Regions from separate parts of the Homo sapiens genome. Here region 1 is linked to region 2. A link is an interaction called in ENCODE POLR2A ChIA-PET data of the cell type or tissue named here. Cell type or tissue: CD4-positive, alpha-beta T cell. All regions are shown on one strand. Each heading gives the region's core, and the rest is flanking DNA. Links, peaks and the distances in the headings are about the cores only. Region 1 overlaps CD84 (CD84 molecule). Region 2 overlaps SLAMF1 (signaling lymphocytic activation molecule family member 1).

Evidence for each region. ChIA-PET counts read pairs that join two places held together with the same protein. Peaks named below come from ENCODE experiments on the same cell type or tissue, not always from the same donor. Only the 100,000 strongest peaks of a DNase experiment are listed, where the experiment ranks them.
Region 1: POLR2A ChIA-PET joins it to region 2 with 5 read pairs; 7 of 35 experiments call an interaction of 5 or more read pairs at or near these places.

The regions. Positions count from the first base shown.
Region 1 is chr1:160,565,598-160,569,992 of GRCh38, forward strand. It overlaps CD84 (CD84 molecule), which reads right to left. Exons shown (of 7, transcript NM_003874.4): 2 at 1-148. All of the region lies in intron 1 of CD84-AS1 (CD84 antisense RNA 1), which reads left to right. Among named protein-coding and RNA genes, the nearest start is that of CD84, 12 kb to the right of the region's middle. In CD4-positive, alpha-beta T cell, for the core only: no CTCF peak of the experiment used is centred there; a DNase peak (open chromatin) is centred at 2,714; H3K4me3 peaks cover 895 bases; H3K27ac peaks cover 3,893 bases.
Region 2 is chr1:160,627,258-160,631,652 of GRCh38, forward strand. The region is part of intron 3 of SLAMF1 (signaling lymphocytic activation molecule family member 1); the gene reads right to left. Among named protein-coding and RNA genes, the nearest start is that of SLAMF1, 18 kb to the right of the region's middle. RefSeq lists enhancers at 43-92, 2,403-2,492. In CD4-positive, alpha-beta T cell, for the core only: no CTCF peak of the experiment used is centred there; DNase peaks (open chromatin) are centred at 624, 1,714, 2,214 and 2,744; H3K4me3 peaks cover 1,245 bases; H3K27ac peaks cover 4,000 bases.

The DNA.
Region 1 (4,395 bases), core at 301-4,300, 62 kb before region 2:
GGTGTTACATAAGCAACAGATGTTTTAGAAGTCCAAGCAATGATTTTAACTTGCCGTGGTTCTTGGATATTTACAGGGAAAGTGACTGACTCTCCCAGAATCCCATTCACTGTGAAGATTTCTGAGTCTTTTCCAGCTGCTTCCGGCCCTGAGAACATAAAAAGAAAACTGTAGCCATCTGACTGTTGCAGCTTTTTCACTTCCTAATCTTTTTGGCCTTGGAGCTCCCTGAGGAGCTGCCACAAATGCAGTTCACCCAGTTTCTTGAGGATGCCTTTTTTTTTTTTTGGCATTCTACTCTAGGTGTATTTAATATGTTATGACAACTAAATTTTCTAACGCATTCTCATTCAAAAACTAAGTTTCTCACTAGAGATCCATTTTGTTAAAAATATTTTTACCTAGACTTACAGACTCTGAAAGCTAGAAGGCATTTGAGAGGTGAAGGCCATAAGCCTCCACGTAGTCTAAGATATTAGGTGCACTTCTTTCCCAAGATCATATTGCCAAGTGGTGGAAGAGCTAGAACAAGAACCTGGAATATCTTGGCTGATGGACTCTTGGGTCATTGCTTTTTATTTTCCTGTGATCTCTGTAAAAAGCAAGTAACACTTTTGTCTCTTTTCTTGGAAGATAGAAGCAGAGAGTGCTTTGGAGTCTCTGGAGAAAATATTCCCTAAGTTGGTGATTTTTAGGGATATTTTTCTGTTTACTTCCATATTCCTAGTCTCTAGAAGAGTGCCTAACACAGAGAAGGGGCTTAATAAATATTTGTGGAATTAATTGATAGAATTTACTCATGAGTTTCCTAGACTCTCTTGGAACAACTTCTGAAGTAAGCAAGTTTCGTTTATTCATTCATACATTTGTGAATGGTTGCATGTATTTATTCAGGATCAGTTTTGCTCCAGATACTATGGTGGGTATTTGTTAATTTAATTTATAATGTAAGTGTTTGTTGGACATCTACTCTTTTAAACAAGATACGAGGAGCTGAGGATACAACGGCGAGAAGAAACAGATATAATTCTTGCTCTTTGAGACTTACAATCAGAGGAAGATACCAATGTTGATCAGATAACCATAGAAACAAATGGATAGGCACAAAATATGTAAGCATTATGGTGATTTGAGAGAGACCAGCAAGGGGACTTGATCTGTTCTGGGAATCGAGGGAACATTTCCTAGTGAAAACTTAAGGATGAATACTTTTAAAATGTAACATGGGAAGATGAAAAGCTTATTTTCTCCTCCCTTTTCTCTCCTCTATCACTTTTGAAGATAAACTGATTTAATATATAGTTTGTAAAATGAGAGACAATGTAACTTCAAGACATTATTTTTCTGCTCTTTCTCCTCCTCTTCTTCATTATCCTATAATTCTCAATGAGGGCTCTTTAGTGAGAAACACTGTTTGGGGCAAGCATAGATGATATCCAAAGTATTTAATAACCAATATGACGTGGGCCTTGACCAATCAGAAAGGGTGTTAGCCATAAACAAACTAGTTGAGCGGTTCTGGTGTGTACTGGTTGCATGTAGGCTCTGATGACCAGACATCAGTTTTCCACATAAGTGGGTTCAGGTTGACCCTAAAGTTTATCCAAGGCTTGGTATACGGAAGAATAAGGATCATAAAGTATACACGTCCCTTGAAAGTGGCACAAAAAAAGCGATTTCTTAACCTGATGGTGTTGTCTCACTATGGCTACCCTTGCTCTTCAGCTCAGCAACCACTGAAAGAGCCCCAGGAACAGCTGATGTAAAGCTCTTTCCTTTCTGACCAACAGAGATTTTCCCGTAGGAGCAGTATCCGGGACAAGGCCTGAGGATTTAGTTGGGGGTTGGCTAAGTACAGAAGATACAACAGGGTGGGGAGTATGTGGAGTGGGAGTAGGAAGGGGGAAATTGGGAACCCTTATCTGCAAACATTTATTAACTGCTAATTATGTGTCAGATGCTGTGTTAGGGACACAGGGATAAACAGGACATCGTTGCAGCCCTGAGGAGCTCACAGCCTAGAAAATAAGACAGATGTGGTCACAAGTGAAAGACAATACAACACGATGAGTGCTAAATGGTAAAAGCAATAGAAATAAGCCATTGGGGTAGCGGGTCAGAAAGAGGCTAATGCTGCCTTTGGTGGTAAGAGTCATAGTTTGCCAAAATTTAAGAACATTAATTCTTCCCAGATAAACTGTTTTTCTGGGCTGACGGGTTCTAGGAGAGGGGTATTTGGAGTGTCCCAGCGTGAATCCCTGGATGGTCCAGGCATGGGCATGTGATCTATGCAGTTGCACAGAACCCTGAATTCAAAAGGACCCTGAACTGGACTTAAGGCTGCGTTGCCACCTTTAAATTCTACATACTATTTAAACAAGGGGCCCTCCATTTTCGTTTTGCACTGGGCCTCGCAAATTATCTAGCCAGTCCTGGTCTCAGATCTCCCACGTCTCAAGTCTTTTTTGAAGTCAGGCCCTAGTGCTTAATTGCCACACCACTCTGTGGATTGAGATTAGGTGTGAGGAGAGAGACAGAACATAGATTCCACAGACTCGTAATTTTGCTGGGTTCTCTCACTAAACCCCAGGAAGTATGTAGGTAGATTGTTAAGGCTGAGACCTTCTTAATATTAGGGCCGTTGAGCAGCCACAGTGGTTGGTGTGTGGTGCAGTTTTAAAAGTATGTCTCATCTCCTGTAGCAAGTCATTCAGGAAGTGTTGGTGGGGTATCAAAGAGCAATCAGGCAGTGGGGGTGGTGGGTAGGCAAAGCTGGGGGAAGCTGTTATTTGTGCTGCTGGTGTTGTTGGCAAGAATACTTTGCTTGCTGGAAAAGGCAAAGGGGTTGCACATGTTTAAGATGAAGATTCTGCCACCTTCAAACACTCCAACTGTGCTCTGAGAGAAGCAGCTGCAAAACCATTGCATGCAGTGGAAAGATAGGGAGGCAGAAGGTGTAGGTGCAAGTACTTCTACTTATGAACTGGACAACCTTAACGAGGTCACAAAACCTTTCTTATTTATTTATTTATTTTTAGACAAAGTCTCACTCTCTCACTGTCACCCACGCTGGAGTGCAGTGGAGTGATCTTGGCTCACTGCAACCTCCACCTCCCGGGTTCAGGCAGTTCTCCTGCCTCAGCCACCCAAGTAGCTGGGATTACAGGTGCATGCCATCACGGCTAGCTAGTTTTTGTATTTTTAGTAGAGACGGGGTTTCACCATGTTGGCCAGGCTGATCTTGAACTCCTGACCTCAAATGCTCTGCCCGCCTCAGCCTCCCAAAATGCTGGGATTACAGGTCACAAAACCTTTCTGAACCTCAGTTTCTTCATCCATAGAATGAAAATAATAATTATGCTATTTGTCCTGTTTGGTGAGCAGCAAATGATGTAATATGAGTAGAAATGCTTTGCTGATCATCAAGGTAAAATAAATGTTAGTTATTTCTGGAGTTGATACTGATATATTAACATTCATCGTATGTTCTTTATCATCACTTCAACAATTGGTACATGCCCTTTGGGCCTGCCCTAGGCCACCCTTATGATGGCGTTGGTGATGCCGGGGCCATACTGGAGCATATATCAAAAGCCATTTTTAAGGGCTAATTCAAGTAAAGCCTGGAGGGACAGTTTCAGGTACCCTGGATAGACTTTATTCTGCTCTTAAAAGATTTTAAGATTTAAAAGAAAGAGTGTCCATATCAATCAATCCCAATATTTATTTTTCTGGGTGCTAAAGGGACTCTAACATTATGTTATCACTGGAAGTGACCTTAGTAAAATCTAATTTCAGAGATAACTTGTGGCACAAAAACATCTTGAGGACTTACCATGAAATGCACTATGCTAGTCTATGGCAAAGACAGATTCTCTGCCTTTCGGGGGGAATTTGATACCCGGTTAGGGAAATAAGATACACACACACACACACACACACACGCACGCACGCACGCACGCACACACACAATTCTCCTTTGCAATATGAGATAGTGAATAATAAATTCAAGTGAATGGTAGAAACAGTGATTACGGTAGGAATTCTAAGAAGGGAGGGATTGCTGAGCTGTAGTGGTTAGAAAAAACATCTCAAAGAAAGTAGAATTTGAGGAGGATTTTGAAGGCTGAATAGAATTCTACTTGATGGAAAGGGAAAGGAGGGGTGTCTCAAGTCCTCGGATCCTGAACAAAAGTTTAGAAGCAGAACCTGTGATGTTAATTGGATGAATATAGATTTGCATATCAGAGTGGGGAGAGGTACAGCTGGAGATACAAATTAGGTTTAGATTTGAGACAGCCTTGAGTTTGAGGTCTCCATCAGAGGCAGAGGGGAACTATTAAGGTTTTTGCGAGTGAAGATTAAAATAATGTTTTAGTCATTGTAATGTAGTAA
Region 2 (4,395 bases), core at 285-4,284:
ATCTGGAATCCATCATGTGGTCAGTAAGTGTCAATTACTTCTGCTAGCCTCAATTCTCCAAATAGTTGCTAGGTTCTAGGAGGCCAGAGACCATCTCTTACACTACTTTAACAGCTCTCTTAGTACTCAGTACATAATAGAGTCTCAGTAAATTCTTGTTGATTGATTGGAAAGACAAGAAAATGAGTTTGATCTTAAGTCCAAAGGAGTCTCTTCACCAGTGTCCAGAGATGCTTCAGTCCCATCTGTTCTTTACTTATGGCTTAGTTTCCCTACCTGTATAGTAGGCCCAAGTATTTTTATACTTGGTGCTCATCCATTTGTTGCTATTCTTTAATTATATTTACATGGAAATCAAATGTCAGAGACCCCATGCTCTTAGAAATTTGGATAAGTATGAAAAAAGTGCTACTATTACAGTTTGTTCAGGTCAAGCTGCACATGATTTCTGTAATTTCTGGGAGTAATTTCCTCATGGTTCTCTAAGTCTTTGCTCCTATAACTCTGCTTGCTCTACTCTGTGCTTCCTTGGGTGCAAGGTTTAGTCACTTCATCAGTGATATGGTTTGGCCACGCCCCCACCCAAATCTCACCTTGAATTGTAATAATCCCCATGTGTCAAGGGTGGGGCCAGGTGGAGATAATTGAATCATGGGGTGGTTTCCCCCATGTTGTTCTCATGGGAGTGAATAAGTCTCACAAGATCTGATGGTTTTATAAATGGGAGCTCCCCTGCACAAACTCTCTTGCCTGCTGCCACGTAAGACATGATTTTGCTCCTCATTCGCCTTCAACCATGATTGTGAGGCCTCTCCAGCCATGTGGAACTATGAGCCAATTAAACCTCTTTCCTTTATAAATCACCCAGTCTCAGGTATGTCTTTATTGGCAGGATGAGAGCGGACTAATACAATCAGTTTCCACAAACAAACCAAAAAAACTTTTTTTTAAAAACTTACACCAATAATTTTGTGGGTTTAAGTTCTCTGCTGAAGATTGAAGGGTCCCAGGGAGCAAATTCCATTGTGAACCAGGCAGCTTTCACCACCTAGCAGGTTCAGACTCTCTCTTTCTCTTCCCATTTCTGCACAAGTATCATCTTCCTCCATTCTCATACAGAACCATCCAACCCACACCCAGATTCCTGGGGGGTCTCCACCTGCCTTCTAGCATTTATTAAGGTACTATCATAAACAAATACAATTCCTTTTCAAAGAGGAATTCTAGTAGCAGTTCCTTGATTATAATATGTTTCTTTAAATATTATATTTTTCTAGCTAGTAAGATGTAGAAGTCCCACTTTGATTGCAAATTCCATGAAGGTAGGCCCTGTACCTTATTCTTTATTTGTATCCTCCATTCCACCGGAAACAATATAGGGCAGGAGGGCACTCAATATGCACTCGATGAACTAAGTTAAATTAAATGAGAGTCCACAAAAATGGATCTAGAAAAAGACTGTCACGTAGCTTTCTGTTTAAAAATTACCAGAAGGAATGCAGGGTCACCTGCTGAATGGCCCAAGGCAGGAATCAAAGGGAAGGAGAAGTGACCCACTTGGCTTATACTTTACAATAACAAGATGGAGCCAGGAGGCAAGTGTGTGTCTGTGCCATCGGCGCTTCACCTGTGCTCCCATTTTCAAACCACCATTTCCTGTGGCAGAAGCTCCAGCTCTTCTTCTCTTTGCTCAGTCATGTAGTGAGGCCTCTCTGGATGGTGATGCTGAGAAATCAAAGTTGTCTTGGGGTCTAGAAGCTCCTGACTCCTTCATTCACAAAGAAATGCTACCTGAACATTTCTGAACCAGAGGTTTGGAACTCCCCCTACTCCCGAGGCTCTTAGAGGCGGCCGAGCAGGCTGGTCAATAACTCACATGCCATTTGGGAAGAGTGCTTTGCTCGAGTCTCCACCCTGGGCCCTCTCCACCTATTGTCTGTGGTTTAAACGTGATAACTTGGCAGACAGTCACACATCCAAGGAAAAAGCCAGAGGGCGTTTTTTTTCTTGTCTCTGAAAGTGTTGTCACAGAAACACAGAAGCGTGTCTCTCTCTCTCTCTCTCTTCTCAAGTCCCAAAATCTTATTATTAATATTTTTTTTAGGGAAGATGAAAAAGAAAACTAAAAAGAATCTGAGAAACAAATGCAGTTCACCTAGGAGATACTGCGACGTTAGCGTAACGGTGGGAGCGTGCCGGATCTCCTTCCTGCCTTTCATGTGGTTCTGTCAGCAAAGGCTGCCATCTTCAAGAGATACATTCTTGTTCGTGGCAGTTTCCATTCAGAACTGGGGGTGGGGAAGGATCCTCATGAACCATATACTAATTTAAGTTCTGGGACCATCCAAGTAAACATTTTTACGGAGTTCACAGCTTCCAGAAAAATCACTTACAACCTGCCTATCCCACCCAGCATTGCAGAGGCTACTAGCTCCAGTGAGATTGCGCTCATGCTTTCGTGGTAATACGAGTCTTTTCTGGGCATGTAGCTGCTCAGCTAGGAGCTATGTGTCTCAGCTTCCCTTATAGCGGGTGTGGCCCATGACCAGGCTCTGGGCTGTGCAAAGTTTCCAGGTTTTTCCTTTCCACCATTGTTTTTACGCTCGCTAAATTGGGAAGACCCTAGAGAGAGACCTGTCTTAGTGCCTGGAACATCTAAGTGACTCTGAAACAATGGGAACTCCCTATTTGAAGAAATGACCTTGTTAGAAAGGGGAAGCCTCCGGAGCTCACTGGCAGGCGTCAGCCTTTTCTTTCACTGAGCTAACTCAGAGGTGCTGAGCCAGCGGTTTGCTGATCTGCTGAAAAAGATCCTCTCTTCAAGATGAGCTTCCAGGGGCATTCCTTTCTAGATTCCTTCATTCTAGCACAGCCATATCTATTTCAGAATACAGTCATCGAGGATGGCAGCAAGTCACACACTGTCCACAGCTGACCCACATCCACTGGCTTCACATGACCTAGCCAGAGTACTTCATAGCACCCTAAGAATTGGACTTTGCAATAAAGATGCTTCATTATGATAGACATTAACACACTGAAATGGCAATTGGAACAAGGATGAATACATGACCTGAACAAATGTCACCTAAAGAAAAAGATTTCAAGGAACATATAAGTTTTTGCACAGTTTCGCTTAAGTGAGTCCTGTCAAGATTCAGTGCTCACATCACATTGCATTCCGTCTCATCACACCATTAACCGCTGTGAGGTTTTCATTAATGAAAATGAAAAATGTCTTAAAATCACTGTCCTGATGACAGATGGCAAAGCAACCTCTAATAAACCCTCGGACCCCACCCTTTCATCCCAAGGCTGGGGTTTTCCTTTGTATGCCCTAGGAAAAATGTCTTTGTTAACTGACAGTTGCTGCTTTGGCTCGGGTCCCATCATTTTGATGGATGACTGCAATAATGGCCCCCAGGAACTGGTTTCTCTTTCTTCCCCACTTCCCTGCCCCAGTCTGTTCTCTATACTACTGGAGTTCCTCTTTGAAAAGCAAGACTGATGGTGTCACTCCTCTATCTAAAACTCTTTATTAGTTCCTATCACCTACAAGATAATACAGAGCAAGACCCAGCTGTATCTGCTCCTCCCTCTGCCTGGAATGTCTTTCATCAGCTTGGGTAATTTCTACTTATTTTTAAAACCCAGTTTATGTCACATTCTCTGGGATGCTCTCTCTAATCCCCCGAGACAGTGTTAATAATTCCCTCCTGTTTGTTGCCTTGCATATATTTCCATTTTACATCCGTCACACTGTCTAATCTCGGATCATTGTTTACTTATACAGCTGTCTTCTGCCTTAAGGCAAGGATCATGTCTTTTTTATCTTTGTGTACTGGCCCCTAGCACAATGTAGAGTGTAAATGTTTTGTCAAACTAAGTGCAGTGTTTTAAGAACTGGTAGTATTCGTTATTCATGCGCAAACACAAATCAAGGTACTGATACAATTCTGTTTTCAGTATTTAGGCAATCTGGTATACTGCGCAGGGCAGGCCACAAACCAGCTGTGTGATCTGGTTCTGAGGCAGGGAAGGTCTGGTCCCCTATCCCTGCAGGCTGGCAGGGTGGGGAGGAGGCATCTCTACTTTTATTACATGTTGAATTGTGTTTTCCCAAATTCATATGTTGATTTCCTTATTTGGACATAGCGTCTTCACAGAGTTAATTGAGTAAAACTGAGGTCATTAGGGAGATGTTTTGGGCTGAATTTTGTCTCCCCTCCCCCAAATTTCTATGTTGAAGCTCTAACCCCAAGGACCTCAGAATATGACCGTATTTGGAGGCAAGGTCTTTAAAGGTTATTAAGTTAAAATGAGGTCATTAGGGTGGCCCCTAATCTAACCTAACTGGTGTCCTTATAAGAAGAGGAAATCTGGACACACAAAGAG